Linked DNA regions of Homo sapiens: region 1 is linked to region 2. Evidence: read pairs that join two places in POLR2A ChIA-PET (ENCODE). Cell type or tissue: Caco-2. All regions are shown on one strand. Each heading gives the region's core, and the rest is flanking DNA. Links, peaks and the distances in the headings are about the cores only.

Region 1 (6,814 bases), core at 1,020-6,019, 220 kb before region 2:
CAATTCTCCTGCCTCAGCCTCTCGAGTAGCTGCAATTACAGGTGCCTGCCACCACGCCCAGCTAATTTTTAAAATATTTTTAGTAGAGACGGGGTGTTACTATGTTGGCCAGGCTTGTCTGGAACTCCTGGCCTCAAGTGATCCACCTGCCTCCCTCCTAAAGTGCTGGGATTACAGGTGTGAGCCACCGTGCCCAGCTACTTGACAGTTTTTGAGTTAAAAAAAAAAAAAGCTAGTTAAAAGCCTTCCTCCAGTAATCTGACATGCTGATGTTTTTTTCTTATATACAAAATGTTCACAAATATTGACCCACTTCTCTAATTTGTATTCTGTTTTATTGATCAAGTTGTCTATTTCTGAATCAATGTTGTGTTTTCTTAATTCTTATATCTTTGTAATATATTTTGGATCTGGTAGGGTACAATTCCAGGCTTTGTCTATTCCTGATCATTTACTCTTCTGTATGAATTTCAGAATTATCTCATCAAGTTCCATGGAAACATTCTACTTGGCTTTTGATTAAGATTATGTTGAATTTTCCCAGCTACTCGGGAGGCTGAGGCAGGAGAATGATGTGAACCTGGGAGGTGGAGCTTGCAGTGAGCCGAGATTGCGCCACTGCACTCCAGCTTGGGTAAAAGAGCAAGACTCCGTCTCAAAAAAAAAAAAAAGAAAAAAAAAAGAAAGAAAGATTGTGTTGAATTTATAGGTTAAATCAAGATCATTATGTTGTTTATACCATCAACATTTCCTCTCCATGCACATGGTATACCTTCATTTATTCATATATTCTTGTGTGTCCTTCACTCAACAAATATTTTTAAGTATATACTATTTTAGAGTACTGTTCTAGGTGTTAGGGATACATCATTGTTTAAATGCCCCTACTCTTAAGTAGTAGTTTGTATTTCAGTGAGGGAAGAGAGAAAATAGAGAAATAAGAAACAAATGTATAATATGTTCCATTATGATACAATAAAGTAGGGTATAGGATGACAGAACAACAGAGGGGTGTGTGTGTGTGTGTGTGTGTGTGTGTGTGTGTGTGTGTGTGGTGTATGCACACACATACCCTGTTTGATTAGCAGAGTCTTCTCTGATAAAGTAACATTTGAATCAGGGAAAAAAGTGAGCCATGTGAACATCTTGAGAAAAAGCTGCTTTCCAGAGGGAACACCGGTGCAAAACTGTGAGCTGGGAAGCTGCCTGATGTGCTCAAAGAACCGTACAGAGCCCAGCATGGTTAGAGTCGTGAGAGAGAGGGAGAAACATTTTGTAGTTTTCTCCATAAAGATCTTGAATATTCCTTGTTAGATTTATTCCCAGGTATTTTACAGCCTGTGCTCTGAATGTCTATTTTATGTTCTTTCCAAAACTACCTTTTCAATTTGTTATTGCTGCTGTGTAGGAGAATTACTGATTCTTGTATGTTGATTTTATGTCCTGTTACATAACTTAGTGCTAGTATTTTAGCAGTTGATTCTATTTGTTTTTTTAAATTAAGTGAAAATCTTGTGTAATGACTATTTGTCTCCATCCTAGACTGTTTTATTAATATTTTTTTCCTTGTCTTGTTACATTTCTAGGACACCCCGTAAAATATGTACTAGTATCTGTGAAAATGAGCATCTGTTTTCCTTTCTCTAATTTTAATGAAATGCTTCCAATTTCATAATAAGCATGATGTTTGCTATTTCTTTAATAAAACAGGCAATATTTCTTCTATTTATAATTTGTAAGGTTTTTAAAAATGAAACTTTTTAGCATCTATTAAGCTTGTGTGTGTGTGTGTGTGTGTGTGTGTGTGTAACATGTTAGTGTAGTGAATTGCCTTGATATCTTTCTTATCTGGAACTATTTTTCAATTCTTGGTCACATACTGATTCAAAAAATATCAAGTGCCTACAGGAACTGGTACCATTCTAGGCACTTGAGTTACGTTAGTGAACAAAACACTCAAAAATTCCTGGCATAATGAAGCTGATATTCTAATGATGGAAAGCAAAAAAAGAAAAAAACCAATACATATAATAAATGAAATATTGTATTTTTCGTTAGAAGAGATAAGTACAATGGCAAGCGGAAGGAGCAAAGCATATAAGGAGCAGAGTGTGTTTGGGGGGTTTGTACTCTCAGTTAGATGGGCTGACATTGTGTGGTTCTAAGCAGAGGTATGGCATCACCTGCCTGTGCCTCTGCGGGCTCACTCTGGACAAATAGACTGTGTGGGGGTGTGGGTGGCGGGTGAGCAAAGGAAGCAAATGGAGACATATAAAGAGCTTATTATAGGAATACAGGAGGGAGGTGATTGAGACTGACTTGGTGGATGGCAGTGGGGGTGAAGAACATCCACTTCTATTTTGAAATAGAGGTAACTGGATGTTTTCTGACCAATTGCATACAAGGTGTGAGAGGAAGAGAGAGAGAGGTTGAGGTTTTTGGCCTGAGCAACCTGATCATGATGTTTCTTTTAATAAAAAGCTAGATTTGATTTGCTAATAATTTATTTAGGACTTTTACAATGTTGCTCATAATTAAAATTGTGTGAGAACTTTCTGTTCTTCCATATCCCTTGTCTGGTTCTATTAGCCTTTAAAATACGTAGCATAGGCCGGGCGCGGTGGCTCACGCCTGTAATCCCAGCACTTTGGGAGGCCGAGGCGGGCGGATCACGAGGTCAGGAGATCGAGACCATCCCGGCTAAAACGGTGAAACCCCGTCTCTACTAAAAATACAAAAAATTAGCCGGGCGTAGTGGCGGGCGCCTGTAGTCCCAGCTACTTGGGAGGCTGAGGCAGGAGAATGGCGTGAACCCGGGAGGCGGAGCTTGCAGTGAGCCGAGATCCCGCCACTGCACTCCAGCCTGGGCGACAGAGCGAGATTCCGTCTCAAAAAAAAAAAAAAAAAAAAAAAAAAAAAAATACGTAGCATAGTGTTTTCTATGTTTGAGAGCAGCTTGGCTACAGTTAGTTTTCTTTTACTTAAAACTTTGGTTGAGTTTGCTCAAAGAGTCATTTGGACCTGGTCAGGTAGTAGGTCAATGAGTCAGCATCCCCCAGACCACCCCCAAGTTTGGTGATTTGCTAGAAGGAGTCACAGGACTCCATATTGTGATACTCATGACTAAGATTTATTACAGCAAAAAAAAAAAAAAAAAAAAAAAAAAAAAAATACAAAGCAAAATCAACAAAGGGCAAAGGCACATGGGGCAAAGTCTGGAGGACACTGGGCACAATCTTCCAAAAATTCTTTCACAGCGAAGTCACACAGGACAAGCCTGATTCCTCCAGCTATAGCTGGACACATGTGAAGTGTTATTTGCCAGGAGGGCTCCAGTCTGTGCCTCTGGGTGTTTGCAGCTTTATGTCCCTTCTTTGTTTAGGTGCTGTCTCCTATCTTTGAAGGATTCCTAATAGTTTCCCTGAATTTGAGGTTTACTGAGGATTCTTCCTCTAAGTTTCAACAAGCTATTTTGTAATTTCTAGGAATTTGGGGTGGGAAGGAGAGATCATAGCATGTTCTAAGGCTACCATCTTGGCCAGGGAGGCTCTTTTTGTGTTACTGAGTAGGCGGGTGAACAGGAAGCAGGAAGGTGATTGAAAGTCAGACGTATCCGTCTGTCATGTCTGTGCTCATCTCTGCTCCCCTGACAACTAACAAACCCGTTGACTTCATTGCATTTCAGATTCCTAACCTGTAAAATGGAGATCACTGTAGTCCTGTGAAGATGAAATGTGTTCAAGAATGGTAGCCTCCTATTTACTACATATTGATGCTTAACAAACTGTTTTTTTCCCCTTTTTTGGTCAAATAAAATGAAATATACTGTTATACAAACTGAGCTGAAAACATGTAGAATCCATTACCCACAAAAGTTTGTGTAGTATGTATACATAATTATGTTTGAAAATCATTTAAATAAGGTCTTTGTGGATAGATTCATAATGGAGAGTCAAGGAGACCCTTGGGATGCTTGGGAAAGTATCTTTAATATTTTGAAGACGTCATTGTGGTAGAAGATGACCTTCATCTTGCACAATGCCCTCATGTGACTAACAGCAGGAGAACATCGACTATTGGTTGATCCACTAAGTTCTTTATTATGCTGTTACACAGGGCAGGGGCCAGAGCAAGTTGCACATGCTGCTCTGCTTTGTGCTTGTCACTTGCCGCTCCAGCCAGGCCACATGAGCTTGAGAACGGCTTCCTGTTTTATAGAAAGGCCATGAGTGCACAGGGAATGACAAAACGGAATGACTAGGTATGGCAATCCTACTTGCTTTTAGTTTTCTATACCTGTTACTCAGACTCCTTGTCTAGGCAATTGACCCTCAATTTCCAGACCCTGCAGTCATTTGTGGATTGCAGTGCTTGGTTTCCTGTCCTGGAAACCTGATCTCCCTGGATTTCAGGACTCTTATTATATACTAACCTTGGCAGTTGCCCTTTCCTTCCAGACTTGCATGAAGTTGTCAATGAGACCATCATGTGGGAGAGAATAAAAATGCACGATAAACTAGGAAATAGTCAGTGTGGCACTGTGAAGACAAATCATGGCAGACTTATTTCATTTCTTCTCTGATAGAGTGACAGGCATCATAAACAAGGGAGAGTAATGGGCTAGATCTATCTTGCTTCCCTGTAATCACTCCTGAAACACTCAAGGTATGACTGGGTCATATTTTATATTTCCATATAGATGAGAAACAGGATCTTTGTCATAGGGTCTGATTGATCTGTCTAGTTTCTCTGAGATTCCACATCCAAGCCAACATCCTGGATAAGTTGCACTAACAAAAAATCAGAGCAGCAGAATTTAATAAAGAATTAAGGAGAGAAGACTGTCTAGAAAGACAGTGAGACACATCCTACATGTGGAAAGTATAGTCAGAATTCAGGAAGGGATTGGGATTGTAAAGTTAAGAAAATGGATTAGGGTTGAAAATGCAAGCTGAATCTTTACAAAGAATTCAGGAAGAATTGAGACAGTGCTATACGTTGTTCATTGCAGGATACATTTTTTATTTTGCTTTTGAGACACCCTAGGTAAGGTACTTGAGAACACTTTGGGGTCGGTTGGATTCTGATTCCTTCTCAAGTACAGTAAACTCTCTTTACAGATATATACATTTCTTGCTGATGAGGAAAGTGGAATGAGAAAGAATATGGATGTCACCATAAAATGAGACAAGAAAAAAAAAGTTTTGTTATGTTTAAAAAACTCTCCTAATTTGTATTCTATTGATGGTGAGTAAACAATATAACCCTTACATGTGAAGAGTAGTCTATTCATTTCTCTTTATGAATTTAACAATATCAATTAGAAAGCCAAAGGGGAAAAGCCCATCTATATTCTATTTGTTGTTCAACAGAGAGAGAAATGAGTTGTACATTTTTAGTATCTGACCTTTTTTTTAAAGGAAGATAGATTATTCTCATTCTTAATGGAAACCTGTGAATAGTGTTGATCCAAGTGAAATATAGATTTTTGTAAAAGAGAGGAAAGGGATTTTGTTACAGAATGAGCTTCTATGTTTCCTTTACATCTTGGCTCAATCACTATTTCATTAGAGAAGCCTTCTCTGACTTCCCAGACAAGGTCAGCTCAACCTTTTCTATATTCTCACAGCACCAAGTATGTGCGTGTCTGTCTGTGTGTGGTTACACACACAGACATACTATATTTGTGACTCTTTTACGTGATATTCCCCTTTAGATAGACTGTAAGCTCCACTGAACACAGGAAATGCACATGTTTTGGCTCATCTTTCCTAACCAAAGCCTAGCATGGTGTCTAACACCTAATACACTCTCAATAAATGAATGAGCCAATAAACAGTGATTGTGGTCTAGATATTAAAATGCTGAGAAAACCCTATGCAGTTGAATAGAACTATATTCATTGCTCATGAAAGGAGATTTTACTTAAAAGTTTTACCTTAGATGTGCTACCTTTTTGAGTAAGGGAGGCAAATTTTCAAACCTATGGGAGAGTTAGGGTGGGGAGTAGGAGACAGCACTGCCACATTCTGGGTGGGTGAGAGCTGGATGTGAAGTGGGCCTGGTGCCAGTCTCAGTCTTGACCTAATTTTGATAACTGTTACTGAACACGTTGCTCTTTTATCATGGCGTTGAAAGCCTATCTAAAAGCACTCTGTGGGACCTTTAGATATAGCAAGTGAAAGGGATCAAAGCCCTGAGAACTAGACATTGTTGGCTCACCCTGGAAGGCTGGCTTCAGTAACACTGCTTCCCTCTTCTCCACTGACAACTGGTTCACTGAGCAGGAAGTTGGGATTAATTTACTGGAGAGCAGGGAAGGTGACAGGATTTCCACAGCAATTGAACACATTTAGCAGAGAAATGTTCTAACCATTGGTGACTTCATGATTTCCTCTTTCTTGGGAAAGTCCAAGACTCTTACCTAACATTTGTCATCCTTCTCCCCTGCCCCCCTCAATGAAGGAGAATGATAGAAAGGAGATCTTAGCAAAAAAAGGAAAAAATAAGAACAAATCCAAACTTTTATCTTATAGTTACTATGGAATTAAGTCCAAAAATGATGCTGGCTTTCATGGCAAACATGCATACTTCTCTCCTTCCATAGCCTCAGTTTCTGTGCCTTATTATTGTTTATATTCATTAATAATTTTAGCTAATAGGGTTATTATGCAAATGTTACCAGGTGTTTTTATTTGAAGCTAAAACAAAACAAAAGAGGTTTAATTGTATTCTGAAGGATCTAATGAACTGGGGAGGCTTTGAGTTCTGAAGATAGGACAAAAAAAGAAGATGGGGCTACTTGTTTGGTGAG
Region 2 (6,814 bases), core at 1,226-6,225:
TTTCTCAATTATACATAGAGAAAATTGGACAAGTTCAAAGTTTGTTGATCCACAACAGCTGGAGTCCTTTTACCTTCCTGTCAACTATAAGGGCAAACACAAACACTATAATAGCCTCTCCTCTACTTCCACACTTCAGGAAGTATGTGAAGAACCTATTAACATATAGGCTATATGAAAATATAGTCCCAGTTTTACTAATCTGAAATTCTCTAAAATAGCAGTACTATTCGTCATTTTCACTTTCACACTTAGTTGTCAATATCATGTAAGATCTCTGTTACACATAGTAGGTATTTGATGCTGTTTCAGAGTTCTTCCTGATTTAAGATTCAGCGCTATAAGATCAATTCCAAAAGTTCATGCTAAAGATGTAGAGGGGCCACTAGATGTTTCGCTAATTTAGGACTCTGACCCATTTAGATACAGTGAGGGCATACATAATGCTGGAGTGGACAAATTAAAATGTTTTTACCTAACATGACACCGGAACCATGTTTAACACCAATACCTTCATTCAACTTCCCTCCCTTCTATTCTCTGGCAAGATGTCTGTACCTTTTACAGGGCTGCATCTTGTGTGTTTTTCTTGTTGTTTTATTGAATTGACTTTGATATAAAACCAAGATTCTTATAATTTTGCGTGTTGTATACGGATGTTTGGATAAGTAGAAATATCTACTATTTTTCAGTCTCAGACACCCTCACATATAATGCTTCTAACAACCTCGTTAGAGAAATAAGCCCATAGGCTCTGGGTGATAACCCCTTGTAACCTCACATAGCTAGAAAGTATCAGAAAATGTTTTCAAACTCAGGTCTCTGACTTTCAGCTCTTATTTGCCTCAAAGTGACTCTCAGACCTGCATTAGGCCCTTGGTTTTTACATCAGGACCTATAGAAATAAATGTTAAAATTATTTTTTGGAGGATTTGTAATCTGATTACAGAATTCCAGGGTTTAGCCTTGTGCTGAAGTTCCTAACATAGGAAAAATGCTAGGGTTCCCCTTCGTGTATGTTCTATTTACAGATATGGAGTATTACAATTCATGGCATCCACTTAGTTTCTCCTTTGCATGATGACCTATGTGGAAAAGTCCCACAGGAGCATTGATATCTGTGCAGGACACTATGGTCATGTATACATGAGCTACTTAAGGAAAAGGGCTGTGGCCAGGAGCGGTGGCTCACGCCTGTAATCCCAGCACTTTGGGAGGCTGAGGTGGGCGGATCACCTGAGGTCGGGAGTTCGAGACCAGCCTGGCCAACATGGCGAAACCCCATCTCTACTAAAAATACAAAAATTAGCCAGGCGTTGTGGTGGGTGCCTGTAATCCCAGCTACTCAGGAGGCTGAGGCAGGAGAATCCCCTGAACCCGGGAGGCGGAGGTTGCAGTGAGCCGAGATTGCGCCATTGCACTCCAGCCTGGGAACAAGAACGAAACTCTGTCTCAAAAAAAAAAAAAAAAAAAGGAAAAGGGCTGTGTCCCTTCTTGTTTAATAGCTCCCTACAGTGTTTAGAAGTGTGCACTATACCCAGTATAGCTACTACTATTAAAAGTCTTGAAAGAATGCTTAGAGTAGTTCAAGTCTATTTCTTTAAGACTCACTCCTGTTTTGAAAAGCTTCAGTACAGCTAAGTCATGCAGGAGGATATATCTATCACTTGGTATTCTCTTTGCATTCAAAATGAGTGAGACATCATAAAACACTTCCAACTCCCTGACAATGTGTATTATGTGGCCTAGAACACCATGTGATGCCTTGATATGTTTGTGCGTCACCGGGCCCCAAAGACCTAACCATAAGTTCCCTTGTTCTTGCTAGATGTGTCCCCTTGACCCCCAGTGAAAAAGGCTTCCACCTGGCTAGTTTCCCTATTAGTCAGACCAGCTGCACTCCACCAGTCTGCAACCTAACAGGCTTTCATTTTCTTGCCATCCAACAAATTTCTTCAAACAATCCAATCACATCCTCCTGTGGGAACCAGGGGTTATCTCACCCCCTTGTTACTACAAAGTGTGCCTCACCATGGCCTCTGATTGTTCTGAGTCCAACCCCAGTGTGGCCCTACATGGTATGGGATGTTCTTCTCCTCTGGGCTGTGAGTATATGTGACCAACAAATTGCTATTTCATCTGCCCAGGGTTTGGTGTTTGGCCATCTTGTATTATTTAGGGTGGGGGACTCCTCCCTCACCGACGGGGTGAACAGGAGGCCACTAGAACAGAATGATAATTCACTTTATTCAGGAGAATTTTAGTGTCCATCAACTAATACTGCTCAACAAAAATTAGCACATTATGGCTGTTCTCACTTTGATGGTTTAATTAAGTGAGGGTCTCTGTATATCATAAGGCTTTGTAGTCAAACGTGGTGATACTCTGTGTATAAATTTTGGATTTTGTCTTTTGCTGTGATTTCATAATAAAGGTGATTGGTTTAGCTTGGACCTGCATCAGCCAGGTAGTAAAAATGAATCTCTTTTTAAATCCAGTTTGAATGCTTAGATCAAATGTGTTTTCCTCTTTCACCGTTCTTAATGGTGGAGTTCGTTGATGCAATAAAAGTGAAATAATGACACTTTGCTTTTTGCAAATGTCTTCACTTTTCAAGATACTTTGCATTTTCAAGGTATCAATAGCTTTACAGTTATCTGGACAGTTCAACAGTGAAGGAAATGATACTTTTTCAAAGTTTCTATACAATCTTTTCACTACTCCAAAGAGTTTGAAATGATCGTGTAGATCAGTAGTTCTCAACTGGGGCCAGTGTTGCTCTTAGGGGATAGTTGGCAATTTGTGGGAGTGTTTTGGGTTGTCTAATTAGGGCGACAGTGCTTCTGGCATCTAGTTGATAGGGACAAGTGATGCTGCTAAACATCCTACAATGAATAGAATAACTCTCATAATGAAGGTATTATCCCATCCCAAATGCCCAAAGTGCTGAGGTTGAGATTCCCTGATTTAGACCACACGGCATGCTGCTTGCTCTTTTCAAATTACACAAACCATTATGTGAATGATTTGACCCACAATTCAGCCACAGTCAGAAGTTGGCTTATTCAGAAAGTAACTCATGAGAACATTCCTAGAAATAGTGCAAAGCACCACAGTAGAGGCTGGGGGTTAGGGCACGGCAGATCCATGCTCATCCTTTCAGTCTGTATATAATCTCTACATCCCACAGTCCCTTTGTGCCTGTCTGAATAGAGCAGAACCATATTCTGCCATGACAAAGCAAAAATTCCCAGTCCAATGCTATAACTTTCAGTTCAGAATAGACTTTACAGAACATTTGTGTCTTTTTCATTTGATATTTAAGTATTCATACACAGATACTAGCTTCTTTCATGTGAAATTTGTAATTTAAAAAATGGATTAGTTTTTATTTTGGAAGAAGAATCTGCTCAACAATCAAATAACTCTTTTAACTGTCTGTCAAGTTATAAATGAGCCTAGTTTTGATACTATCCAGTTTATTATAGCTTAAATTGTAGGGGATCTAACAAATGTTGGTAAAAATGTCTTCTGTGGGCTCATTAGTATCATTTTTAAATGGAGGCTCCGCGGCTTCATTGAGCTGAATTCCTGCCCTGCCTTGCCCTCTTTCCTTTCTTATGTGTACACAGCTCTGACTCACTCATTACACAACCTTTGGAAAGAGAGTATGTGCTTAGAGGCAGAGATATGGGCTTGCCTGTGCACGTCAGTGCAAAAACTCATTGAGAATCCTGCTTAGGTTTATGTTTCCATTACCACTATTATTGCAGATCTGACTGAATGTGATGGCTTCTACATAATTACACACACATACACCTCATTCATGTAAATGAAATAAGCTTATGAGGCAAGTAATCATCTTAACTTGATAGCCACCACTCTTATTTCTTTGAGAATTAGGTGATATTTCTAGACTCTAGGAATCTTGCTTCCCTTAGTCCTGACAGTGAGCCACACTTTGTTTACAAATGAATTATGTCTGGTATTTGTACATTGGCACCAGTGAGATCTATTGGAGAAGTTTCATTGTGAAACTTTATTGCTTCTTAATTAATAACTTTATTATAGTTTAACTAGCATACATTTATTCACTATAAATCTATAATACTATGGGTTTAGTAAATTCATATAGGTGTGCAACCATCACCATGATCCAGTTCTAGAATGTTTCTGTTACCCCAAGCTGGTCCCTCATGCCCATTGTCAGTCCTCGCTACCCTCCCAAGCCTCAGGCAGTCCTCTTGTGCTTTCTCTTTCCTTAGATTTGCCATTAACAGACCTTTCACTTAAATAGAATCATACAATACACAGGCTTTGGTGCCAAACTTCTTTCTCTTAAACCATGCTTTGGAAGTAAATCCATGTTGTTGAATGTGTCAGCAGTTCATTTTTATTGCTGAGTATTTCAATACACAGTTATACCCCACTTTGTCTAGTTACCAATTGATAGACATTTAGATTATTTCTAATTTTTTTTTTTTGCTTTATAAATAATGCCTGTGTAGGTATATGTTTTCATTTGCCATGGGCGGATATGTAGGAGTAAAATTACTGGGACCTTTGGTAGATGTGTGTTTAAGTTTTAAAGAAAATACCAAACTATTTTCTCAAGTGACTGTACTATTTCACATTCCTTCTAACAACACATACGATGGTTCCAGTTTCTCCGCATCCTTGCTAACACGTAGTATTATCAGCCTTTCTGATTAGTTACATTTTAGTGGGTCTATAGTGGTATCTCCTGTGGTTTAAATGTGTATTTTCCTGATGATTAATGATCTTAAGCATCTTTATTTGTGCCCTTTCTATATCATCTTCTTTGGTGAAAGGTGTATTGGAATATATTGTATTGAGACAATGTTTACATCTCTCACCTTCTTTTTGCCTCTCGTTGCCACTATTTTTCAGTCCCAATAGGTTGACAATTAATTGATTTCTGAGCTATAAGACTAGGCACTTCTCAGATATTTTAGTGAATTATTGGGAAGGGGGATCAGAGGCATTAGCACTTTTGGGAGGTATTGCTTGAAATTACAAAGCTTCCTTCACTGCTTAATATGTCTGACTATTTCAAGGAACCCATTTACACTATTTCTTAATAGGTGCTGCAAAGCAGTTTGGTGCCAAAGATTTTAATCTCAAAAGATTTTATTTATCCCAATGAGAGATTTGAGATTTTATTAATCTCAAAAGCTGATTTTGAAAAGAATTCAGGAGGAATTTTGCATTCCTATTCTGAACTGTTCTTATAGTTGTCTAGTATTCATCCATTCATGCAGGTAATAAATGCTAGATTAAACTATAAAAATCTTTAAAAGTAAAGCACCTTAAAAATTATAGTTGCACATCTAGGCAAGATCTATTCCTTGCAATTCAGGCAACTCAGTATCTTGGGCTGGTTTACTTTTCAAGCTCTCAGTCAGACCCTTTATTTCATGGAAAAGTTATTTAGTCAGGGTTCTATCCATTAGTTTCTCCAGCAGGCTTTGCTTTTCTTTGGTGCATTGTTTTTTAAGTTAAACTAAAATAAGAAGATTTTTCTGGTGAAAAATCCTGTAAAGCAGGTGATATGGCTATACAATAATATTCTGTTTTAAAAAATTATAGTTTGTTTCACAAGCTTAAGAATTATAATAACATGGAATTTAAAAGTCTTTGTTGCTTTGTGTTGTAAACTCATTCTGGAAAAGTTGAGGAAAGTATACTATTATTTTTCTTTTGACTTGTTGGCTAATGGTCATTTTTCCAGAATGACTTGATGTGAAAGAGCATGAACTATTCCAAGCAAAGCAGAATTGTTCACAGTTGGAGAGATTCAATATCTCTCCAAACCAAGTCTTTTGGCTTACATTTCCCTGCAACACCTCAAGCCACGGTGAAGCTTTGAAAGAAGATGCCCATTGAAAAGTGTTTCACAATTCTAGGACCTCAGACTATACTGCTTCTAAATACACTGGTTCTGTGCCTGTAAAGTGCAGATTGGGCTCCCACTAATTTACAAAATTAAATCCCATTCTCACTCTACTGATCCCGTAAGCTGATTCTGTGAAGGCCAAGGCCACATTTCCTGGATACCCTTGTTTCTCCAGGATCTAACAAAGAGCCACATGTGTAGAATGTAATCAGTCATTGTTGACTAAACAAATGTTGAATGTTATCTTAACATTGTTAAATGTCAACATCATAAAATGGTGAATGAATATCTTAATACCTCACTGTCTGACTCTTAGAGAGACTACCTTCTACTCAGTATTTTCAGGTTTCTTCAGATTTGTTCCTTTTGGTTCAAAGGTTAAAATGAAGAGATCACTACTGTATATTCTGGTATGATGCTAATAACATTTTAGAATATGTGGAATTACCAATATACAACTATATCATTTTAGTTTTCCTGTAATTTTTCAAATGTATGTTATTTTACAGACATGCATTAGATTCATACTACATAAAACTACTACGCCTTAAAAGGGAGCGTTACAGAGGCATACGGGAGAGAGTTCGTGCCTTCAGAGGAGCTTAGAATACAAGGTAGGATGCTGAGAGGTATACAAATAATATAAAGGACTAGGTACAAGTGGAAGGAATGTGGTAAGGATGCAGAGAAAATAATGATTGTGGAAAGAATCATCCTCAGACTTCCAGATGGGAGCATGGGTGTTGTGGTCTACCTGCATTTGTATTCCCTCCTGTTGCTAGCAGGACTGTAAAATGCTCCATTCACTCTAGAAAACAGTTTGTTTCTTAAAACACTAAATATACACTTACCGTAAGACTCAGGAATTTGTGCTCCTGAATATTTATCCAAAATGAA

The links. ChIA-PET counts read pairs that join two places held together with the same protein. Peaks named below come from ENCODE experiments on the same cell type or tissue, not always from the same donor. Only the 100,000 strongest peaks of a DNase experiment are listed, where the experiment ranks them.
Region 1: POLR2A ChIA-PET joins it to region 2 with 8 read pairs; 3 of 35 experiments call an interaction of 5 or more read pairs at or near these places.

What each region holds. Positions count from the first base shown.
Region 1 is chr14:62,905,140-62,911,953 of GRCh38, reverse strand. All of the region lies in intron 7 of KCNH5 (potassium voltage-gated channel subfamily H member 5), which reads left to right. Among named protein-coding and RNA genes, the nearest start is that of KCNH5, 140 kb to the left of the region's middle. In Caco-2, for the core only: no CTCF peak of the experiment used is centred there; a DNase peak (open chromatin) is centred at 3,243.
Region 2 is chr14:62,689,229-62,696,042 of GRCh38, reverse strand. No RefSeq gene overlaps it. Among named protein-coding and RNA genes, the nearest start is that of KCNH5, 350 kb to the left of the region's middle. RefSeq lists a silencer at 3,578-3,872 and an enhancer at 3,578-3,872. In Caco-2, for the core only: no CTCF peak of the experiment used is centred there; DNase peaks (open chromatin) are centred at 1,822 and 3,632.